2 separate regions of the Homo sapiens genome follow, and region 2 is linked to region 1. A link is an interaction called in ENCODE POLR2A ChIA-PET data of the cell type or tissue named here. Cell type or tissue: K562. All regions are shown on one strand. Links, peaks and the distances in the headings refer to the core of each region. The heading gives the core; the rest is flanking DNA.

Region 1 (4,393 bases), core at 292-4,291:
TTCTTTGGAGCTAGGTAATGGGTAGAGGCTGGAAGAGTTTGGAGGTGCATGCTAGAAAAAGCCTACATTGCTGTGAACAGAACAGCAAGGATGATTCAGGTATAGGCACAGAAGAAGAAGAGAGCCTCTGAGAAAACCTCAATCTTCCTCAAGATTGATAAGAGGTCAGAATGAGAATGTTGGTAGAAATATGGGCAGTAAAGGCCATTTTGATGCAGTTTCAGAAGGAGGAGAGGAACATGTTATTGGAAACTGGAGGAAAGGCCATCTTTGCTATGAAGTGGCAAAGAACTTGGCTGAATTGTGTTCATTCCTAGTGCTTTGTGGAAGGATGAATTTGTGAACAATGAAATAAGGTATTCAGCAGAAGAAATAACTAAGCAAAGTGTTGAGGGTGCAGCCTGGCTTCTCTTGACTGCTTATAGTAAAATGAAAGAAGAGAGAAATGAATTAAAGATGAAATTTATAATCAAAAGGGAAGAGAACCTAAAGATTTGGAAAATTTTCAGCCTGGCCACATACAGAGCAAAAAAGCATGTTTAGGAGAAAAATCAAGGGTGTAGCCAAGCGACCGCTGATAAGGAGATTGGTATGGAGAAAAGGAAGCTGGATGCTGCTCATCAAGACAGTGGAAGAGTGACCCCAGGAACTTCTGAGCTTCTCAGGGCTGCTCTGCCTGTCACAGGTCCAGAGCGCTAGGGCCTTGGGGATAGAATGATTTCAAGGCTCTGCTGCCCATGTTCCAATGCAGTGCTCCTTGGCCACCCCACCTGGGCTCAAGCCCACCTAGGCTCAAGCAGGCCCAGGTGCAGCTCAGCCCACCCCTCTGGAACTCACAAGCAGTAAACTCTGACAGTATCTATGCAGTGCCCTCTCTATAGGAGCTGTGGTGACATGGTTCCCTCCATCCAGATTTCACAGGATGGCCTGGAGAGCCCCAGCTCCCACGGAGAGAACTGACACAGAGGTGGGGCCACCTCAGAGAGTTCCCACTAGGGCAATGTCCAGTGGAGTTCTGAGGGCAGGAGTGCCCACAAGACTCCGGTACTGTAGATCCAGCAGCAGTGTGCAGCCCCAGCCTGGGAGGGCATGGACCTCCAACCAGGGAGAGCTTCAGGAGTTACCATAGACCACCACCCTCCCCGACCCCTCCATTCAACCACTGAATCTCTCAATAGCTTCCAACTCACCTCCTCTTCACCCCCATCCTCCTCCCTCTTCTGGATGACTGCAGGCCTCTTTTCCAGGCTTCTCTCCCCACTCCAGGCTCTCCACAACATTCTCCACAGTCATGCTGCTGAAAACCAACCCAACTGTGACCCAAAGACCCGAATGCCCAAGTTCTACCAAGTTCCACCAAGGGTTCCCACATTACCTTAAGGATAAGGGAGATTCGTATGGAGAGAAGGAAGCCGGATGCTACCCATGAGGACAGTGGAAGAGTGACCCCAAGGGTTATCCTCTGCATTGGCATAAAAGCCCTGCACGAGGGGCCCCTGGCTGCGACACGGCAGCACCATCCTCTGGGCACCTTGCTGAGAGCTCTGTACATGCACTGCACCTCTGCGCACAGGCTGCCCCTCGGTCTGAAAGGCTGAGCCACCCTTCCCAGTGGTTCCTAGTCCTTCAAGACTTAGTCAAGATCAGCTCCTCCAGGAAGACTTCCCAGAGCACCATCCTGCCCCTCCTTGTGAGTCTGAGCCTGGTTCCAGCACCTCCAGCCTCCATCGGAACCCCCAACCCACCAATCCTCCAGAGAGGGGCTCCCTGGGCTGGGCTGGGCACCACTCTCCCTGGACCTTGGCACTGGACATAACTTCCAGTCTGGGACACAATGGACACCCAGTAGAAAGTGTTTCTGAAACATCAATAATGGACTGACGTGGAGCAAGTCACAACGACCCCAGGACTCCACGTTTCCACCAAGTGAGGGGATATTACTCAGTGAGCTACAAGACCACTTCCAGCCCTGCTATTGCACCAACTGTCCTTGAACTAAAGCCACTGAAAACAAAGCTTGGCATAAGACGGTCTTTCTCAGATGGAACATAGCTGCTCTCATGATCTGTCATGCCACGTGACACGCCATATTCTGCAGGCTGCAATGCTGCAGCATTCGTGACCTTGGGAACCACAATTCTGACAAAACAAATTAGACACTAAGCATCTCTAGCTATCATTAAACTTCCCCAGCAGCAGGGCGATGATCGGATCAGACCTCAATTCTGCTCTCAGTTGTAATAGGAGTTTACAGCCATATGTGCCTCGTTGCCTGAGGCACAGTAAGGCTGTGTTTAACAGGGCTCACGCTAGGGAAATAATGTTCCAACGGATCATAAATAATATTGCATTTGCATCGTGCATGTTTTTCCCTGTTTCCTCTCATCATAAGAAAAGCTGTATGCATTTGGTTCATCCTTCCCCAGAACACATCCAGCCTGTGTTATCAGAAGCACACAGGGAGGAAAATCTACTTCCATCTGATGGACGCTGTTAATCTGAGCACAGCTGAGCTGTACCTGGGGCTCCAGCCAAAAGCACATGCCTCAGAAATGACGGCAAGCACACCCAGACCAGGGCGGGAATGAGGAACTTCAGATCAGCCAGGCTCCTCCTGCAACATGGCCCGTCAATTCTCCACTCTAGGGGGCTCACCTTTTCTCTCGGCCGATTCTTTGACGTTTCAGGCTACACACAGGGGAGACAGAGTGTGTGTGTGTTCATGTGTATATGTATGTGTTTATGTGTGTATACGTATGTGTTTATGTGTATATGTGTGTTTGTGTGTTTATGTGTTTGTATGGGTGTATGTGTGTATGTGTGTTTATGTGCTTATGTGTGTATGTGTTTATGCGTATGTTTATGGGTTTGTGTGTGTGCGTGTGTTTACGTATGTGTGTTTACGTGTATTTATGTGTGTGTTTATGCATGTATGTTTATGCGTGTGTTTATGTGTGTGTTTGTGTGTGTGTGTTCATACTGCGGTGCTTTTTGGGGGATATCAGTTATCCTTTTAATGTTTCTCAAAGCAGCACATGTAAAACCTGGCCCCCACTGCACCTGCAGTGCTCACTCCCCAGAAGCAACACTTCCAGCTTTGCAGATTGTTTCCTACTGAGCTCCACATTTCTAAATAAACAGCCATGTACTGCCATCTCTTAGCATTTCAATGTTGCACTCACTGAACTTCCTATCTAGGATGAGGAATTACCTCAGTAACCGCCCCCGACACACACACAGAGCTGCACGCACACATACACACACACAGCTGCACACACACACACACAGTTGCACACACACACAGAGCTGCACACACACGAAGCTGCACACACATGCGCTGTGGCAGACACATATTCACATGCCCCCCTGTTCGTTCCCCCAGCCTGGGCATGTGCTTGTTTTTGTTAAATCCATGCCCAGCATTGACATTATGATTGTGGAGCTACCTCTTACCACTGAGTCCCTGCACTTGATTACATTTCCTTTCTTGTACAAATTTTGTATATCCTGGAGTTAACTGACTTTTTTCCTCATTCGCTTAATTTTCTATACCCACCTTAAATTCATATCCAGCTTTTCCGGCAGAGCTCAACCTCCCTCTCAGGGTAGTAAAGCACCCCTTGATTAGCTGAACCAGGCACTTCCCCATCAGCTCCCCCATGTCCTGGATTCCATGCCTCCCTTCTTGTTTACTCCCCTCTTTAAATGGAACAAAATCTCCAGGAGCTTCAAAAAAAGGGTGAAGATTTTTTTTTTGAGGCAGGTTTCACTATGTTGCCCAGGCTGGACTCCAATTCCTGGGCTCAAGCGATCCTCCTGCCCCAGCCTCCCAAGTAGCTGGGACTAAAGGCACGCACCACCACACCACAGTGAAGATACTTTTTGAGACCTTATAAAATTATAAATATTCCACTCTCATACCTGATTGAGGATTTACTGGGTAGGGGATTCCTGGTGGGAAGTCACGTTCCTTCTGAATTCCAAAGGCTTATCATGGAATGTGACCTTCTAGCTTGTGCTTGAAAAGGTGTGGAGCCATGAGAATGCCCCCCAATGCCTCCACCCCCACACCTGCTCCTCCACCCACCACCTGCGCCTTCATCCTCCCACACATGCCTCCTTCTGCCCCCACACTTCCATCTGCACCTCGCATTTCCAGCTACCAGGAGCATGGTTGGCTCAGAGTCCCAGCTGCACTGCTCTGAAATCTGTGGCCACATCTGTGCAGCCAGGGTGGCACATGATGGGGTTCCAAGGCAGCGCTGTTCTTGGAGGTCCCTCGTCTCCTCTGATGGCCGTGATGGCATGAGGACCCCCATGACCTTGGGCTGCCACAGGCCACGGCTCTCCCCCGTCCTTCCTCCCATCTCCATCACTGGGGTGTCCTCCTTTG
Region 2 (4,393 bases), core at 276-4,275, 64 kb before region 1:
TGAGAGCTCTAGGGTGGACCTTTCACTGGCACTCAAAGAGAACCAAGGAAGCAGAGAAGGATGATAAATGGCATCTTAGTGGTTCCTGGCACCTGTCTTAAGAGTAAGATCTTTTACTGTATTACAAGGCTGGGCATTTTCCTAAAATTGTTTAGATCCTTCGTGTCATTATTTTCTCTCCTGCATTTCTGGTCTTCTGCAGCACACTCCCCAGGTGGGAGAGTGGTGTCCGGGGTCTCACCCTGCAGGACTGGATTCCAGTACTCAGGGACGGGCAGCCTGTGTGGTGGAAGGCTACCTTGCGCAGGCACATGCCAGCCAGACTATCCAGGAAGAAATGCCGGGAAGAAAAAGGGGTCGTGTTTTCTCTGATCCACCAAATTCAGGTCATTCTAGAGCCAAATCCAATTCCAGTTTAGAAATGGGTTTCAATGCTTAACACACCGCATCTTATCCTGGCTGCAAAATTTTTTGTCTAAGAAATACCAAGTTTTGAATAGGCTGTGACCAGACATGTCATCACTTCAGGTAGAGAGAGGGCAGGTCATCAGCGAACACCTGGAGTGTTTGAAGAGGCCACCACACCCCAGGGGCCGGGAAAGGGGTGACCTGTGTCTTGCTGCTTGCCTAGTGCTTCCTGGATCCCAGGTTCATACCATCTTTGCCAGACTGGAAAGAATGGATGCAGGCTGGGTGTAGTGGCTCGTGCCTGTAATCCTGCACTAGAGAGGCCAAGACAGGAGGATCCTTTGATCTCTTGTTTGAGACCAGCCTGAGCAACATAGTGAGAGCTTGTCTCTACAAAAAATAAACAAAATTAGCTGGGCATGGTGGCGAGCACCTGTGGTCCCAGCTACTTGGGAGGCTGAAGTGGGAGAATCACCTGAACCCAGGAGGTCAAGGCTGTGGTGGACCGACATCGCACCATTGCACTCCAGCCTGGGTGATGGAGCAAGACCCTGTCTCAAAAATAAATAAATAAATAAATAAATAAATAAATAAATAAATAAGAAAGAAAGAAGAAAAATGGGTGCAAAGTATAAAGAACAGATTGAATCCAAACCTGACCTGTTATTGGTGGCAAAAAAAAAGACTATTAATAAGTTAATATTGTTCCTGTTAAATAAAATCTTTTGTGTTGTTTGCCTGTTTACTCAAGTAATGAAATTCACACCTGAAGGGAAACAATGAACTCACAATCTTAGCATCCTGACAAATCAAAGTGTCTCTTTCCAGCCTTCACCCACATGTAGCTCTCATTCTCTATCCTCCACCCCACATATTCACACTGAATTCAGACATTTCCGTGGTATTACACAGCCTCCATATCCACAGTTAGTGGTAACAGAGTGCTCAATAAGAATTCATAGCTCCTCTCATAGTTCCTTGACTTTGGGACATTTGGGGTATTGACAACATTTTAAAAATGATCAGTAACTCTGCTATGAGGATTTCTGTATCACTTTTTCCTGTAGAATTATTTTTGCGGAACATATTCCTAAGTTTGGGGTAACTAGGTCGCCGTAGGTATACATTCCCGTATGCTCATATTTCTGGCCGAGGAATGGAAGAGTGCTCAGCTAAGACAGAGACATCTATAAAATAAGCTGCAAGCCAAATCACACTGTGAATTTCTGTAATGGTCTCCCCTCTCGAAAGAGGAACAGGCAGCTCATTGCTTGGGATTCCTCTGAAACCTCTGGCTCTTGTTTATCCTCTCCACTTGGAGGCGAGAGCCCATGGTAGAAGGACAGATAGTGTGAGCTTCGTTGTGCCGGCCGAGAGCACCCACATGCGGTCCCAGGGCATTTCTTAGCGCCTGCTGGGAGTGGCCACCAGTTGTCTCTTTTTCTTTTTCTTTCTTTCTTTCTTTCTTTTTTTTTTTTTTTTTTTTTTTTTTGAGGCAGAGTTTCACTCTTTTCACCCAGGCTGGAGTGTAATAGCATGATCTTGGCTCACTGCAACCTCCGCCTCCCCAGTTCAAGTGATTCTCATGCCTCAGCCTCCCGAGTAGCTGGGATTACAGCAGTTGTCTCTTTTAAGTCCTTCACGTCATTTGTTTCCATTTTGGCCCCTGCTTATTTTTTAAAAAGCAGATAGATGTGAGATAATTTTGTTCCATTTGAACAAAACTTTTTCATTATTTAAAAATTAATAATCTCAAAATGACATTAAATGTCTTCCCTCTTGATGCTGTGCATTGGACTAAGGGTTCTCTTTATGTTCGTTAATACCCAGATCTTGAAAGAGGGTTATGTTTCTAAATTTGGGGTATGAAACATTCCCCTTTGACTGGGTGCAGGGGCTCATGCCTATAATCCCAGCACTTTGGGAGGCCGAGGCAGGCGGATCACTTGAGGTCAGGAGTTCAATATGAGCCTGGCCAAGATGGCAAAATCCCATCTCCATTAAAAATATAAAAATTAGCCTGGCGTGGTGGCACATATCTGTAATCCCAGCTACTCACAAGGCTGAGGCATGAGAATGAAAAAAAAAGAAAGAAGGAAGGAAGGAAGGAAGGAAGCAAGGAAGGAAGGAAGGAAGGAAGGAAGGCTGGCTCCCCTCCCCTCAGAAGCTCCTGAAGAGAAGAAATCTTAGTCCCGTATTCTTCCAGGCCCAAGAATCCTCGGCTGTGGGTGGAGCGAGCCTTCCAGGAAAGTCGCCGATGGGGCTCTGTGATTGTAGAGATCACATGCATTCCGTAAACTCCACCCAGGAGCTCTGTGCGAAGGACTGACATGAACAAAAACAAGTGGTGTTTCTAATGGGAAGGACCAGGTTTCTTTACATGCAGGGGACCCAAGAATGACAGACAAAGAACCTCCCCAGAGTAGAAAGTCTAGTGCACGCCATGAAGCCAAACGCTAAGATCCCCTTGCTTGCTCATGGCCCCTGAGCATCCCCTCTGCACAAGGGTCCTGCTGGATGTGAAGATACAGCAGTGGACAAAGTGAAGGGGTCCCTGTCCTCCCAGCACTTGTGGTCTGGGCCTGAAATCGCCAGGCGGCAGCCTCCCTCTTATACAGAGTCCCTGGGCCGCCGCCTTGTTTATGTACAGCCCATGAGCTGAGATTGGTTTTTACATTTATAAAGGATTGAAAAAAGGTCAAAAGAATAATATTTAATGACACATGAAAATGATGTGAAATTCAAATTTCATTGTCCATACATAAAGTTTCGTGGGACACAGCTGCGCCCACATTTGCGTACTGTCCCCAGCTGAGCAGAGTGGTGGCAGGGGCCTGGCACCCGGCACCCTGAGCTATGGACTATGTTTAGAGAAGATGCTTGCCAGGTTCCAGCATGCCAGCCTCACTTCAGCGGCCTTGCACCTGCAGTTTGCAACCTGTGCCCTGCCCTGCGGCTGACATCATCCTATCTCCGGAAGGGCAGGTCCCCAACTGCTCATGCCCCTGCCAAATCATCTTCCTTTCTCTGGAGGCCAACAGCACTTTCCTCCTAGTGGGCACAACCGAGGTTCCTCTAGACGTGTTGAACACGCACGTGCACACACGTGCCCACATGCATCCACACACACAGCTGCGGCACCACGTGGAGAGTCGGGCTGTGCTCACCCAGGCGCTGCATCTTCTACCTGTTGGCATTGACTGAGGATGCCTTCTGGGCCAGGAGCCATGAATGGGGCTTTGCACATATAGAGGTGCAGTCTTCTGTGACAGCCTGGCGGGGTGGGTATCGCTACCGCATGTTGTAGGCCAAGAAACCGAGGCCCTGAGACACACTTCAAAGTGGGGGAGGCCCAGGGTGTGACTGTCACGCCAGGCCATGTCTCTGCCCATGCCATCATGTGGCGCACACTCTGTAAGTGCCTGTTGACCTGGTTTCCTCGTGGCCTAAGGTGGGTGGGCAGTAGCCATGTCAGGGTGTCCCTGCTGGGGGCTTCCATCCCAGCTCCAGTTCCTACCCTGAGGTTGGCGGCCCACCCCACTTCAGAGAGGAGGAAACGCAGCCTTCGAGAGGGTGAGTCTCTTGCTCAGGGTCACAAAACCAGGTTAGATGCTGAAGCCAGAAGATAAACCAGGTCTATCTGGAGCCAAAGCCTTTCTCTGAGTGTCAGGGCCAGAGGGGGTGAGCACCTCGTCTTCATGGAGGTGCTGGGATACCTCCACAGTCCTCGTAAGAGCCACTATACCTGTCTACACCACCATGCACACTCCCCTGGTTACTTCTTACAGCACGCTAGTCACGCATAGCACCAGGCAGGTGCCCCCAAATGGGTTCTAGAACAATCAGTGTCACGGAACTCAGCCTCCCTTCTCTTTTTCCAAGACAACCAATGTATCACTTTCCTGCCAAACGTTCTATGGAAAGAACCATTTGAAAACAGCCAGACTCAAAGCTGAAGCACATTAAATCCAGCCTCCCTGTATGG

The links. ChIA-PET counts read pairs that join two places held together with the same protein. Peaks named below come from ENCODE experiments on the same cell type or tissue, not always from the same donor. Only the 100,000 strongest peaks of a DNase experiment are listed, where the experiment ranks them.
Region 2: POLR2A ChIA-PET joins it to region 1 with 7 read pairs; 5 of 35 experiments call an interaction of 5 or more read pairs at or near these places.

Annotation. Positions count from the first base shown.
Region 1 is chr7:155,582,862-155,587,254 of GRCh38, forward strand. No RefSeq gene overlaps it. Among named protein-coding and RNA genes, the nearest start is that of CNPY1, 38 kb to the left of the region's middle. In K562, for the core only: no CTCF peak of the experiment used is centred there; a DNase peak (open chromatin) is centred at 2,547; H3K27me3 peaks cover 3,688 bases.
Region 2 is chr7:155,518,555-155,522,947 of GRCh38, forward strand. All of the region lies in intron 2 of CNPY1 (canopy FGF signaling regulator 1), which reads right to left. Among named protein-coding and RNA genes, the nearest start is that of CNPY1, 26 kb to the right of the region's middle. In K562, for the core only: no CTCF peak of the experiment used is centred there; no DNase peak of the experiment used is centred there; H3K27me3 peaks cover 3,227 bases.